3 separate regions of the Homo sapiens genome follow, and all the other regions are linked to region 1. The links are chromatin contacts, found by Hi-C or POLR2A ChIA-PET in ENCODE. All regions are on one chromosome and are shown on one strand. Each heading gives the region's core, a stretch centred on a gene start or an enhancer-like site at or near the end of the contact. The rest is flanking DNA. Distances are from core to core; before and after follow the strand shown. Region 1 holds the start of RALGDS (ral guanine nucleotide dissociation stimulator). Region 2 holds the start of AK8 (adenylate kinase 8). Region 3 holds the start of SURF1 (SURF1 cytochrome c oxidase assembly factor).

Region 1 (4,785 bases), core at 1,125-3,624:
GGAACAAGGCAGGAAGAGGAACTTTGTAAAAACAGACACCGGCCAGAGGGACTGGCTAAGTAACGCCCTCCCCCGCCCTGGCTCCTGTAGATGATATAGTCAGATGGGAGGGAGCCAGGCCAGCCGCGTTGGGGGGTTTAGTGTGATGAATTCTTTACTCTTCACCACTCCAGCCTCCTTGGGGCCACCCCTCGCCCCAGCACCCAGGACCTTCAAGGCCAGAATAGTGGTGATTCCTCTATGTCCTCATGAGTCACTTGTCCTTCTGGGCTATAAAACGGGTGGGCGCTTGTTCCCAGGCCCATCACTCAGCGAAGGAGATAAAGAGAGCAGAGGAGATAAAGTCAGTGGCAGGCAGCTTCTGGACTTTCAGTTTCCGGAGGCATTGGGAGCTTGGCCCCAGAAGAAAGGGATGGGAGGAGGAGCTTAGGGCCGAGGGCAGTGTCTCGGTCACCTCTTTGTGGCCCTGTGGGGACCTCCTGCCTCGAAATACGCCTCACCCACATTACCCTCCCTGGCCAAACGGCTTGGAGGCTTCCTAAACAGCCTCTAGGGATCTCCATCCCAAATCAAATCTACCCATCTTGCTTCTTAAAAAAAAAACAAAAACAGGCTGGGCGTAGTGCTCCTGCCTGTAATCCCAGCTCTTTGGGAGGCCGAGGCGAGCGGTTCACTTGAGGTCAGGAGTTCAAGATCAGCCTGGCCAACATGGTGAAACCCTGTCTCTACGAAAAATACAGAACTAGCTGGGCATGGTGGCAGGTGCCTATAATCCCAGCTCCTCGAGAGGCTGAGGCAGGAAAATCACTTGACCCCAAGAGGCGGAGGCCTTAGTGAGCCGAGATCACACCACTGCACTCCAGCCTGGGTGACAGTGAGACTGTCTCAAAAACAGCATTTATCACATAGAGCTGATTATTAAAATACTGATTTTAGAAATTAGAAATTCAGAGAAGTAAAATGAAAACCAGTAGAGCTTCCACCCAGCTGCAACTTACCACCATAATTTTTGTGAAGTAGGCCCTTCTAGTCGTGTGCACATGGGGGTCTTGTTCTGAACGGATGAACTGCCGCCTCACTCCAGTCACAGTGGAAGTGTTTCGTGGGTGTCTGAGGATTGGCACTTGGGAAGGGGGCAAGATGTGCTCGTGGAATGTGCTGTCTGGTCCCGCCCTCTCAGTTTACAGATGGAGAAACTGAGGCCCAATAGTACGGACCAGACCTGGGGAGGTTGGCATGGCCAGGGCTGCTGGCAGCAATTGCTGGCCTCCATGAAGACTGAAGGCTGAGGCCAGGGCAGGCCCAGTGATGAGTGAGGCATGAGGAAGGGTCCCATTCATTCATCCATTCTCCTGGCCCTGCTGTTAAGCCCCAGGCTGTCTTCCTTCCTCACTGGCTTCCAGAAAGAGTAGTTGAGGATGTCCCTGTCCCTGCTTCCCCTTCAGCCCCAGCAGCCCCACTTCCACCCTGAGACCAGGGATGTCCAAGCCACAAGCAGCCCCAGCTGACAGGCCACGCAGCCATGTGCTCTGCCCAGCGTTGTCACTCTTGATGCCTTCCTCCTTGTCAGATGCCTCTCAGCCCCAACCTTGGTGCCTTCCGCTCTCCCCCACCTCCCTGGCTTCCCCTCCTCTGAGGGTGTCTGTAAGGGGATAGTGTGGGGCTTTGCCCCAAAAAGGTAGGGCCCCACTCTCTGACCCTTTCCCCCACTGCACACACAGCCCCACACTCAGGATTTCCAATTGCACTGACAGGGTCACTGAACACATGGTCAGCCTCTCCAAACTCCGCCTGAGCCTGTAGTCAGGTGCAGGTGCTCAGTGCTGAGTGCTTCATGTCCATTACGTAATGTCATCCTCCCCGCAACTGTTTGAGGAAGTCATTTTCACTACCCAGATTTTCCAGATGAAGAAACAGTGAGGCTCAGAGGGGTTAAGCAACTTGTGGAAGGCCACAGAGTTGGGGAGAGGCTTTGCTGGAATTCGGGGTAGCTGACTCCAGGGCGGCTTCCCCACACATGATCAGCACGTACACATTTCAGCCCTACGCAACACACGCACTGCAGCAGCGTGACACGCAAACGGTGCCTAACCGGGGTACCCAAGGCCCCACGACACACGTGACAGCCGGTCCTCCGGGAGACCCAGCCAACGCGCACCCCTCGACCTCCCCGGCCCCGCCCTCTTTGTTCAGACCCCGCCCCTCCAGGCTCCCGGTCCCGCCCCGGGTCTGACCTCGGCGAGGGCGGGGCCGCGGGCGCGCGCACGCACGCGTCCCTCGGACTCTCCGGTTCCGCCCCTCCCCGGCCCCACCCTCTTCCCCTCCGGCCCCGCCCCCCAGCCTGACATCAGCAGGGCCGGGCCGCGGGCTCACAGCGGTGGCAAAGCCCAGCCGCGCGGGCCGCGCCGCCGCCCCCGCCGCGCGCCGGGCCGGCCCCGCGCCCGCGCTGCGAGCCTTCCATGGTGCAGCGCATGTGGGCCGAGGCGGCCGGGCCTGCTGGCGGCGCCGAGCCGCTGTTTCCGGGCTCCCGGCGGAGCCGCAGCGTGTGGGACGCCGTGCGCCTGGAGGTGGGCGTCCCCGACAGCTGCCCGGTGGTGCTGCACAGCTTCACGCAGCTAGACCCCGACCTGCCGCGCCCGGAGGTGGGTGAGCTGGGGCGGTCGGGCGGGGGGTGCGTCGGAGCCTCCCCACCCGCGGCAGAGCTGGGCAGGTCGGGGCGAGCCCCGGACGGGGCCGGGCGATCCCAGCGGGCCGCCTCCCTCCTCTCTCCTCCATAGGTGGGGGTCGGGGCCTTCTGCAGAAATCAGCCAGCAGGGTGGGCAGTGGGGGCTGCCGCCGCGCCCCGTCCAACAGTAGGGACCACGGCTGGGGTTTTGCGCCCCTCAATACCGTTCCAGGGCCTGCTGTCACCAAGGCCGCTGCAGCCCAGGTGGACCTTTTTCTGCGGCACTGTCCCTGTTTACATCGGTGGCCTGTGCCTTATTTCACTCAGTTCCCACCCAGGGCCCGCAGCGCGTCGTTAGCCTTTACGATGCAGGTGTGGAACAAGTGGTCGGGAAGGCCAAATCCTAGAATCCTCAGAGGTGATGAGACCATAGGGGCCTTCCAGACAGACCCTACTTGGGGCAGATGTGGATCTGGTGACCAGGGACATCGGGGCTGCTCAGAGCGGGGTGGGGGGGGGGTCGGGGGATGGGGTGGAGCAGCAGGCCTCCAACACGTGGGACCAGATGTCCTGGTGGTGAGGGGAGGAGGGTGGCCCAGGCCCAGGGCGGGCAAGACTTGTTTCTGCTTAACTGGAAAGAGTGCCAACACCCTGAATCGGTAAGGACTGGGTAGGATTCAGAGAAGGGAGTGGTGTACCTGTGATGGATGGAGGGGAGGGTGACTAGGTGAGGGCGGGGGCTTGTTTCTCGTGTGCCCTGGGTCTCTGGGTGGTGCCATCTGCCTCCCACCTGACTGCTGCTGACTACACAGCAGAGGGAGTGGAATCCAGAGATGCCCCCCTCGCCCTGCTCTGCCTGGGCACAGGGCCTGCACAGAGGCCATTCCTGGATCGGGGGCTCAGGGCCCATCAGAGCTTTGGCTGGGCTGCAGCCTTCACAGTGAACCTCCTGAGTCCCCGTGCGGCATCGTGTTGCCTTGCTGCGTCTCCAGTCGCTTCATGGCTTTAGACTGTGGCGCGTTGTGATTGCTGGCGATTGTTAGCCTGAGTCTCGTGCCTCTTGGTGTCCCGGTACCTAGACAGGGCCTGGATGCGACTTGTTTCTCCGCCCAGTGTTGGGCAGAGCTCTTGGTGGGGGAACACCACACGCCTGAGAGACCCTTTCCTCCTGAGCTTGGCAGATGGCCGGACCAGACGTGTTCCCTCAACCCTCATCTATCCAGGGCTCTGGTCCTCATTGGCGGCTGGAGAGGGACCCCTGGGAGGGTGGGGGTGGGAGGCTGACACCAGCCCAGCGCTCATCTGGCTTTCATTACCTCTGGCAGCAGCTCGGGCTTTGTGTGCTGGGAGGGTCCGGCGGAGCGCTCACAGTGGCCGTGCAGGTTCCCTCTCTCCGTCCCTGAGGAACTGAGGGAGAGGCAGAGCTGAGCCCCACCCCTGCCTGGGGGTCTTGTCTTCCCTCTCTCTGGCCCTGGCGCTCCTTGCCCAGCCTCAGCACTGAGATCCAGACCTCGACTGCTATTTAGAAATCAAAGGGGAAGCTTCTGGCTGGGTCAGGAAAACCAGGATCCTGGCAGGAGAGGAGGCCACTGCCGGAAACTGAACACAATGACCATTTACCAAGGGCCCAAGGGAGGGGGCGGGGAAGTCCCTGTCCCTCCTGCCAACACCCCCCGTCCTGGGGCTGGTTTCCTGGTGTCTATGTGGCCTGCCAGAGCTGACGCTGCGCACTTGGTCCCTGTCCTCTCTGGAAACCACCAGACAGTTTCTGCCTTCCCCCGCATCCCTGTTTCCCTACCTAGCTTCCACCCGGTGCTTCCCTCTGGGCTGCCAGATCTCCTCACATCTGGGCTTCCGCTTATCTTCCCGATTCTAAGCCAAGCCACCAATGACCCAGCTTGGCCTGCACAGTTCTTGCTTTCTGGAGGTGACCTGGTCCGTGCCCCCATCTCTGGACAGGCTGTTGCTTTGGCCAGACAAAAAGTGCAGGTTGTGGGCCACCCCCTCACTTCATCTGCCTTAGACCAACCCTACAGAGTAGGTGCCAACACCACCTTCTAGGAAGCTAGGGGGTCAGAGAAGGGAAGTCTCTGACCTAAACACCCGTGCAGCCAGCAAGG
Region 2 (4,785 bases), core at 1,290-3,789, 240 kb after region 1:
GATAGCTGCACCTTGCCATACTGAGGCCTGAGGCAAAAGGAGAAATCAGTAACACTGAGCCTACCTTTACTTAAATTTTTGACATGTTATTCTAAATGGATTTTAGGCAGCATTATTTTTGATTTTTAAAATATATTGCATTAAAACGTGAAAAACATCCACCTCAATGATTGAATTGCCGGCACTCCCTTAAGTTTTGTGCTGAGGGTGCATCACTTGCCTTGCCCTAATGTTGGCCCAGGGCTTACAAATGACTCAAAGGTGAAGCTCCAGAAAAGTGAGAGAGAGCACATAGGTGGAGTTCCAGGGAGAAAGGGCGTGTGCCCTTTCGGCCTGGCTTTTCCCTCATCATGGTGGGAGCTGTGGTTGGTAGTGGTTGAGAGGAACTGACTCTGTTCTTGATCCTAGCAACTTGTGACATGCACGCCAGGAATGTCATGAGAGGAGCTGTAATAAGCTATCCGAAGTGATCGTCCCTTGAACGAGAGCCACTGCAGCCAAATTAGTGTGGATGAAGGGCACAGGGGACGGGCACTTCTCGATCTGGGGGAGGAGGGAGGAAAAAAATGATTACCCATAGGTTTTAGGCTTTAATTGATTTGTATTTTTCCAGGCTGCTAAAGAAGATTGAATCATGGTAGGAAAAGCGCCTAGGGCTTAAAATAAATGAGGAGAAAGGCAAGTCATTTCAGAAATGTCCAGGAAGCAAAACAAACCTCTCCAGTGCAAATGGCAGGCATGGCTGTTGTGTTCTTTGCTCAGGGGGAGGCAGCTTCCTTTTCTTCCCCAGCTATCTTTACAGTTGGGTTTGACAAGCCTACCAAGGTGTACACACTTTGAGGAAGCGGTTTGGAGGGGAAGAGGCAACAGTGCTGGCTTTTACGTTGGGAGGGCATGTCTCTGGGCTGATGGCTGGTAGAAAAGGGCTTTAGCTGGAGCCTGGATGCAGAGTTCATGCCCTGGCTCTGCCCAATCTAACCAGTGGCCCTAGCCAAGATTTCCCCCTTTTCTGGGCCTCAGTTTATCCATCTGTCAAATGAGAGAGTTTGGATTAGCCTCTTCTTCAAGAGGCCTTCTGGTTCTAAGGCTGTATGATCAACAACTGATGAGAAAAGAAGCCCAGAAAGGGGAAGTGACTCACCCAAAGTTACCCAGCCAACCACTCCTCATTGTTCTAATCCTCCAACTTCTCATCTGTAAAATGGGAATGAAGGTGCCTATTTCACAGGATTGTTGGAACGATTAAATGAGATACTACTACTAATAGTAGCCCCATATATTGTGTGCTTACTGCATGCCAATTACTCTCCAATACATTAGCTCCTGAAATCCTTCAGCAGTTCCCTCTTCACAGGGCAGGAAAGTGAGGCACGGAGCAAGCAGAGAGTTTGCCAAGCTCACACAGTAAGAAGCGGAGCCAGAACTTGAAGCTGGGGCTGTCTGCATTGACTGTGCCATTTTCCCTCTCCATAAGGTACAGAGACAACAGAATTTTGCCGAGAGCACAAAGAGTTCAACAAACTCTTACAGCTCCTACGATTAACGGCAACAGACAAGAGCTAGAGATCCCAATTCAGTGTTGCGACTAATAAAATATCAAGCTGCCCCGTACCACTGGGAATTCATACGACTTAAAAAGCTCCGTCTCCAGCGCGAACCTTCCCCTCGCCCCCACCCCGAGACAGCTGTGCAGGCCCCTCCATCCTCCGGACCCCTCCATCTTTCCATCCTCCACCCCAGCTTCCAGTTTCTGACCCAGAGGCCGGGGTGGGGTCCGAGTGGGCCCACCCACACTCATCCCTGTTTACCCTTGCTTGTCCTAGAGCGCTCTTCGCTCCACGGAGCACCCAGAGAAGTTGGAGTGACTCCGTGAGTGTCGGTGCCCCGGAGGGTGGGGAGGCCCGTTCCAGGACTTGGGAGGCGAGGGTGGGTGGGGACGTCGGGCGAGAAGGGGCGGGGCCGCGGGCGTGATTGTTACCGCCGGTGCCATAGCAATCGGGTCACTTGGCGGCTTGGCCAGAGCCGGGGAGCTGGGAGGGGTCTACCGGGGCTCGACTCTAGGAGTTGGGCTGAGGATTTCCACCCGATCCTCGAACCTCCGGCCCATCTCATGGACGCCCCTCCCCCTTCAAACACCCTCCCCCACATTTATTCCCGCGTCTGTTTTAAAGATGGGTAAACTGAGGCACAGGGAGCCGGGCCGGGGAGCACTGACAGAACCAGAAGCAGGTTCTGCCTCCCGTCCCCTCGGAGGGCCGACTTGCCCCTTCTGGGTTTCGTCGGGGGTCTCAGATACGAGGAGGCCCAGCTGGAAGCCACCTGAGGGTGTCCCCCGCTAAGATGCGCAAATGGGAAAAGCGAGGCCGGGGTTGGGGAAAGAACTTGCCCGAGCCGCAGAGCGCGTCAGCCGGGGAGGTCGGGGCGGGGGCGACCCGCGCGACCGAGGATCGGGTATCTGGGCCCGGCGCGGAGCCTGCAGGGCGGGGCCGCGGCGCGTGCTGATGACGCAGTCGGCGCGGCGGCCCTAGCGACGCGGTTACTAGGGAGCGGCGAGCCGAGACGGCTACATGGACGCCACTATCGCCCCGCACCGTATCCCCCCCGAGATGCCCCAGTACGGGGAGGAGAACCACATCTTCGAGTTGATGCAGGTGACCGGACACCCCTGCCCGTCGCGACGCTGGCGGCGGCTCGGGAGCCTCCACTGCGACGTCGGGTGCGCGGCCGGGACCCGCAGCTGGGGCCGAGTCGCGCGCCCACGAAGCAGCCCAACTCGGGATGTACGATTCGTGTGTCGCCGTGACCCCGAGGGGGCCCTCGAGCTGGGGACGCTCCTGGTCCTGCCCGGGTTTGCCTCAGGCGGACCCAGGGGGAGGAAGGGGGCCACTCGAGCCGGGATTTGGTCCTGGCTGTGCCGCCAGCGGGCCTTATGGTCTGGAACCAGTCCTTTCCTTTTCTCGGTTTCCCCACCTGTGAAATGCCAGGTTGCAAGAGGTGGTCTCCCAGGGGCTCTCCCGGCGCTGACAATTACCATCTGTCGAATTTGTGGGGAGCCTCTCGGCCCAGGTTTCTGAGGTGGGCATTGTCCGAGTTCAAGCTGGCATCTCCATCCTCAGAGAGGGCCGCCTCTGGGACAGCAGCATCTCCCACCTTGGTCCCTCCTCCTCAGGGCCAGACGTCCCCGGCAGCTCCGAAGCTCTCATTCTGGCTCCAGGCCTGACTGGGCCCCCAGCTCACCGTGTGACTTTGGGCGAGGCCCCGTCCCCGCCAGGGCCCCAGTTTTCCCTTTTGCACGTGGTGGAGGTCAAGGCTTTCAGGAGCTGGAGGGGAAGAACTCTCAGCCACTCAAAGGTTCTGAGAGGCAAGGGGAAGCTGGAGCTCAGTTTTCAGATCATTTGTCTGCTTCCCAGGGTACACCCCATCCCCAGGGGCATGGCATGGAGGGCATAGTGGTGTCTGTGGTCATTTGAGGTTCTGCCCTGCACACTAGACAGCTGAGCCCAGACGAAGAAACCCGTGTCTGCACCTCCATCAAACACATTTCCCTCGGAAAGTGTTAACTGATAGAGGGAGAGCAAGAGATTCCTAAAACTGCTTGAGTGGCCAATCACAAATCAAATAGCTAGCTGGGTTAGAAGTCAGCAGGTCAGGGCAGGATGGGGGATCATCTGGAGCCCTGTTGTCTGCTCTAGAGAACCTGGTGTGTTTTCCACATTGATTGTTGGAGGAATTGCCCAGGAAAGCTTTTATTGATTTTGAAACAGGGTCTTGCACTGCTGCCCAGGCTGGAGTGCAGTGATACAATCATGGCTTACTGCAGCCTTGAACTCCTGGGCTCAAGCAATCCTTCTGCCTTAGTCCCTCCAGAGTAGCCGAGACTACAGGTGCAGGCCACCATACCTGGCTAATGTTTTTTTTTTAATTTTAGTACAGACGAGGTCTTGCTATGTTGCCCGGACTGGTCTTGAACTCCTGGGCTCAAACAGTCCTTCTGCCTCGGCCTCCCAACAAGAAAGCTTTCAGTCCAGTATTTCCAGTCCTTAGTCATCTGTGGATTCCCTCCATGTTTTTGACCATTTCCATTTTTTATACTTTTGATTTTAAAATAATGTTAGATTCACAGGAAGTTAAAAAATAGTATGGATTTCTGGTCTCCCCTCCCACATTGCCCCCGTGATAACATCTAACATAACTGTAGCACATTGTCAAAACCAGGAAACTGGCATTGGTACAATAGGATTACCTGAACTGTAGGCCTTGTTTGGATTTCCTCCATTTTTACCTGCATTGATGTTTTTGTTGTGCATACAGTTCTGTGCAGTTGTATCACATGTACAGATTTGCATAACCGCTACTGCACCTCCATTTAAACTAATCACTTGTTTAAATCAACTCACCTTTTAAAAAATTAAATAGCCGCTTTTGCCTCATCCTAAGTGATATCCTTGAAATTATTGATTTGATGTACTTATATTTCTAATACACGTTAAATACACAATGATTTAAACATGAAATGTAAAATATTTATGTGTGAACCATCTAAAATCATCTCATTCCATCATCGCACCAGTGACATACAAACATGAATTCACTCCAGCTGTGCTACTGAACAGGCAGAGAAGCTGAGGCCCAGAGAAGGGAAGGGACTTGCTGATGAGATACAGTGGGGCTGGAACCAAGACTTCTCATGGCTCGGTGCTCTTTCCCTGCCCCACACTCCCTTCACTCCAAGAGGGCTACAGCCCCTCCCTCCTTGTCCCTGGGGCTCAAGGATACCCCTTATTG
Region 3 (4,785 bases), core at 1,949-4,448, 240 kb before region 1:
AGCCACGGCTAGGAGGGCACTGACCAGGCCCAAGGCCAACTGTGCCCCAGTGAGCTTGGCATGGCCTCTCAAAGGCAACTCGGGCTGGCAGTGATGCCACCCTCTCCCCAGCAGCCTGAAGTCCTCCCTCAGCACATGGGAGACCCCGTCCCGGAGGGCGGGGCTCAGTGGAGGTTGGCTGCCTGGCCTTTGCTGCCCCTTAGTGGGTGAGAAGGGAGTTGGGACAAGGCTTCCATGGAAAGACCTCACTGGAGTCACCACCGTTGTCCCCTTGTATATTGGAGGGTCTGCTGGGGCTTGCCCTCCAGCCCAGCGCAGCTACCATCATCATCCCTCATGGGCTGCATGAGCCCTGCTGGGCCCTGGCCATTGATGTGGCGGCCCATCTCCAGGGCTGTTTCCCTCCTTGTCTCTGCCACCCACCCCCATGGCCATGCAGCAGCCTTGTCACCACCAGAACGTGAAGGCAGAGCCCCCTTACAGCCACGTTTGGACTTCCCTGGACCACTGCCTTGCAGTGACCTCGGCGCCCCAGTCCCATCTCAGCTCCACAGTCCACCATCATAACCATTCTTCATGGGAACCCCGTGGCCCCCTGCACTTAGAGCCTTCCTGCCCACCCCTGAGCAGCTAACACACTGGCTGGAAAAAGTCCAAGCCTCAGGCTGGCAGCCCTTGTGCCTGCAAGGCCTCTGCAAGGTGCCCGCCTTCTACTTGAGAAACCCTGGTCCTGCCTTCTCAATCCACACTCATGCTTCGGGAGGGCTGGACTGCCTCTCCGCACTCATCAGAAGCCCGTAGACGCATCTTCCCATCCGCAAACCAACCTGAATCTGTCCGCTCCAGCCTCTGTCCATTTCCCTCCTTAGCTGGACTCCAGAAAGGCTTTCTGGTGACCCAGCACCTGCCTAAGGCCGGACACTGCCCTCATGGGCTGCAGCCTACGCTCCACTCTAGCCAGGTGTCCCTGCCAAGCTTCAGGTGCCTCACCAAGGTTGCCAGGGGCCTCTGTGTTATCAAATCTATCATTTTTCTGTCCTCATCTTCCCTTCAGTACCACGGGAGGACTTCCAGCCTCTTCCTGGGGCTCAGGACCAGGCCTCTCTCCCTTCTCTAAACTCTCGCCGGGTGCTCACCCAGATCCACGGTGCAACCATCTCCTTCATCCAGCACGGGTGTCCCTGTTTCAAAAGCCCGATACTTCCCTAATACACACCTTTCCTAATACAGCTCAAGCTTAAAACCTTCAAAGGGACTCTGAATTCTCCCCCCAAAACCCACCGTCTTTTCCTGGATGACCGCAGTCAAGGAGTCCTCCCTTCTCAACCATGCACACTGTCCATGCAGCCCCCACCCAACCCTCTCCACACACCCACTGCAGTGCTCCTGGCCTGGTCTCTGGGTCATCCGGGCTGTGCACACTAGCCCAGCCAGTCCTTTGGAGCCTACCTCAGCCAACACATTTTTGCCTCAGACTTCCATGGACCCTGGCTTCTCCCTGGGGTGCTGTTCCCCCGACCCCACTGCCACCACATCCCTCCAGCCTCAGCCTCGAGCGAATCCCTCAGCGAGTCTCCCCAGCCCTCCTGTCTCCGCAAGCCCACCCCACATCCCTCGCCCAGTTTCTTTCACACCTCGCATTGCCACGCACACTCACTCACTCCCGAGCCTGCTTCTGGCTCTGTGCCTGCCTGCACTAAAAGCTGTGGGGTCAGGGGCCATCATCCCTCTCTTCACTGTGCCAAAAAACAGGCCTGATGCATCAACACGGATCGCTGAAGGACGACCTGCCTTCAAGCACGCTCCATCTGGGGCAAGGCGGGCATGCACTCAGATGGCGATGCACTGATGGGGGTCCACTGGGACTTACATTTACACAGAGCTCGCTGGTACCGCCGGCCCTGGGTGTGCCTCAGCACGTGTTCTGGGCACTTGTTGATGTGCCGCAGGGTGAGTTTGCAGAACAACTGGTGCCTACAGAGCAGAGAGACCAAATTTGTAGGGACAGTTCACAGCAAGGATTCAGACTGGTGGCTGTGTCTTGGACTCATCCCTGGACAGTCTACCATGCGGCTTGGACATCGGGCTTTTAAAGGCTCCCGGAGCAATTCCACTCTGAAGCTGGGTGGGGAACCGTCTGACCCAGGCCGACTGCAGCCTCTTAATGTTTACCGGAAAAGCACGCATGGCAGCCTCACTGACTGCTCCAGGATGAGTTCATGCAAGAGGATGGCTCCACCTGGAGCAAGGGCTCAATGAATGGAAACATCCTATCTCTGTTTTGACGATTATTACAAAGCCTAGCTCCCAGCTAAATCAAAGACCCCTTCTGGGGTTAAGGGAAGAACCCAACGCTGTTCACAACCTCAGGTGACAAATCACAAGCCTCTACTCATCTGGGAAGCAGCCACACCCCACAGGACAAACCTCAGGTGAGCAAACGAGCTCACCAAGAGGCCTCGCCGCTGGGACCGCAGGTGATTCCAGCACCCGGGCGCCCACCTGGGTCCCAGGGCTCCCAACTCTGAAAGAGTAGGGGCTGCAGCACTGGCGGAGTCCAGCGGAGGGGCTGTCCTAATTGCCCTGGGCCTCCCCGCGCCGCCGCGGACCACCTACGGGTTCTTGGTGCTGGGCACGATGTGCGGCTCGAACTCTGCATAGTCGAAGGCCGGGGAGGCGCGGACCAGCCGCTGGTACTTTTTGCCGCGGGTGTAGACCTGGAGCTCCGGCAGGCGGCAGGGCAGCTCGTGACCTGTCAGGATGCACCTCACCTGCGGACGCGTGGGCGGGCAGGACGTCAGGAGGGCCAGGGCTCCGCTCCCTGGTGCCCCCTCCTGCCGCGCCCCCTTCCCTCTCCTCCCCTGATCCCGCCGCGCCCTCTCCCCTGCCCTCCCCTCTCTCCTGCTCTCCCCTCTCCCCTCTCCCCTGCCCTCTCCTCTCCCCTGCCCTCCCCTCAGCCCCTCATCCCAACTGCGCCCTTCTCCGCCACTCCGTTCCCCTCCCGCGCTGCGAACCTTGCGGGCGTCCGTCTGGAGCCGCAGGCTCGGGTGCTCCCGCAGAAACGCCCGCACGTCGCCCGGCAACTCGCTCATGGCCGACGCGCCCGCGGAGCAGCCCGGCGGAAGCCGCTCGCAGAACCTGGAGCCGGGGGCGGGGCTCTGGGCGGGACTCAGCGGCGCCCCGGATGCAGATGCTTCCTGCGTCCCGGAAGCGCCCGCGGGGCCGGGTGCGATGGCGGCGGTGGCTGCGTTGCAGCTGGGGCTGCGGGCGGCGGGGCTGGGACGGGTGAGCGCCGGGTGCGGGGTGCGGGGTGCGGGGCGCGGGGAGGGGTCCCGGAGCTCAGCCCGCCCGTCCGTGTCCGCAGGCCCCGGCCAGCGCCGCCTGGAGGAGCGTCCTCAGGGTCTCCCCGCGCCCAGGTGAGGGCTGCAGGCCGGGCTGTGATCCAGGCGCCTGGGCAGAGCCACCTGCTGTCTGCCCTGCACTTTGAAGGGTTGTCGTGGGGATTGAAATGAACCAACTGCCGGCTGAGCGGAGGCTCCCTGGGAGTGACAAGTTCCGTATTAAAATGCTTTCAGTGGAATTGTGGTCGTGTGCCGGGCATGTAGCGAGCGCTTTGTCCTCACAACGCGAGAGGTAGCTCCTTGGTCGTTCCCCTGTTACAGAGAAGGCTCGAGAGTTACTTCCGAACGTCCCATCCAGCTAATGGGTGGCCAGCCCAGGCTGAAAGCCCAGGGCTCTGAAAGTAAAGCGTATCTAACCACCGCGGCTTACGTGTTCCTCTCAGTGTGCAGCACAGGGCTGTTTTGCCGTGTGTAGAGTGCTGTGCAAGCCTGCCCCAGGCCTGCCTTTTTATAAAAAAAAAAAAAAAAATAGTATCCGCAAGGCCCCTGGTGCTTTTCAGCGGATGGAACTCATCCTCTGAGAGCTTAAAGGCACTTTCTGTGTACATTCTTCCCTCTTTACATTTACGATGAGTTGTAAAAATGGAAAGCTGTTAAGAGAGCTCTGTGAGCCATTACTGAATTGATATATTTTTCTACATAACACAACAACCACTAGTGCCTGACTAAGCTACTTAGTAACTGTAGCTGCTTATTTTTTATTTTTTGAGACAGTTTCGCTCTTGTTGCCCAGGCTGGAGTGCAGTGGCGCAATCTCGGCTTACAGCAACCACCTCCTCCCAGGTTCAAGCGATTCTCCTGCCTCAGCCTCCCGAGTAGCTGGGATTACAGAAGCACCATCGTGCTCAGCTAATTTTTGCATTTTTTTGTAGAGATGGGGTTTCTGCATGTTGGTCAGGCTGGTCTCGAACTCCTGATCTCGTGATCCGCCCGCCTTGGCCTCCCAAAGTGCTGGGATTACAGGCGTGAGCCACCGTGCCCGGCCAACTGTAGCTGCTTATTAAATGCATTTTGAATGGATGAATGGTGCATCTTAGTGCAGTGGAATACATCTAGATTCTTGAGTAAAAAGGCATGAGTTACTCAGGGTCGTGGTTGGTGGTCAAACCGGCACTGAGCCCTAGATCCCACTTACTCACTTGGCAGACGTACTGTGTGTGCCTTGTTCTGGGCACCGGGTTAGGAGCTGGGCTGGATACAGGTGCTGCTAGTTGGCTCTAGGCAGCAGGTTTTGATTGGCAGTACTGGAGTCTGTCTTGGAACGGGCTGCTCCAGGTCTGTGTTCGAGGGCTTCTGGCTCCATGTCAGTGTTGTGAAACTCTCCAGGGGTGGCCTGGAGGCCAAGCAGATGTGGCAGTTCTGCAGCAGAAGCATCTGCCACAAA

Evidence for each region. Hi-C counts contacts between places; a loop is a spot of excess contacts on that map. ChIA-PET counts read pairs that join two places held with the same protein, here RNA polymerase II (POLR2A). Pooled maps may share reads with other maps.
Region 2: a loop to region 1 is called in a pooled map, with 8 times the contacts of the local background. The contact joins the promoter of AK8 here to the promoter of RALGDS in region 1. A Hi-C loop is called at or near these places in 7 of 50 pooled maps. POLR2A ChIA-PET finds 5 or more read pairs at or near these places in 2 of 52 experiments (OCI-LY7 and WTC11).
Region 3: a map of naive thymus-derived CD4-positive, alpha-beta T cell shows a loop between it and region 1 (5-fold over the local background). The contact joins the promoter of SURF1 here to the promoter of RALGDS in region 1. A Hi-C loop is called at or near these places in 1 of 168 maps with a recorded cell type or tissue (naive thymus-derived CD4-positive, alpha-beta T cell), 3 of 37 single-sample maps with no recorded cell type and 9 of 50 pooled maps. POLR2A ChIA-PET finds 5 or more read pairs at or near these places in 7 of 52 experiments (AG04450, CD4-positive, alpha-beta T cell, H1 and 4 more).

What each region holds. Positions count from the first base shown.
Region 1 is chr9:133,118,829-133,123,613 of GRCh38, reverse strand. RALGDS (ral guanine nucleotide dissociation stimulator) reads left to right here and starts at 2,374. Exons shown (of 18, transcript NM_006266.4): 1 at 2,374-2,642. The coding sequence starts at 2,460. RefSeq lists a silencer at 2,085-2,794 and an enhancer at 2,774-3,470.
Region 2 is chr9:132,876,038-132,880,822 of GRCh38, reverse strand. It overlaps AK8 (adenylate kinase 8), which reads left to right and starts at 2,539. Exons shown (of 13, transcript NM_152572.3): 1 at 2,539-2,651. The coding sequence starts at 2,568. SPACA9 (sperm acrosome associated 9) reads right to left here and starts at 1,925. Exons shown (of 4, transcript NM_001316897.2): 1 at 1,809-1,925.
Region 3 is chr9:133,354,900-133,359,684 of GRCh38, reverse strand. It overlaps SURF1 (SURF1 cytochrome c oxidase assembly factor), which reads left to right and starts at 3,198. Exons shown (of 9, transcript NM_003172.4): 1 at 3,198-3,285; 2 at 3,365-3,416; 3 at 4,728-4,785. The coding sequence starts at 3,232. SURF2 (surfeit 2) reads right to left here and starts at 3,135. Exons shown (of 6, transcript NM_017503.5): 1 at 3,015-3,135; 2 at 2,617-2,771; 3 at 1,871-1,974. The coding sequence starts at 3,092. RefSeq lists silencers at 2,967-3,036, 3,277-3,396.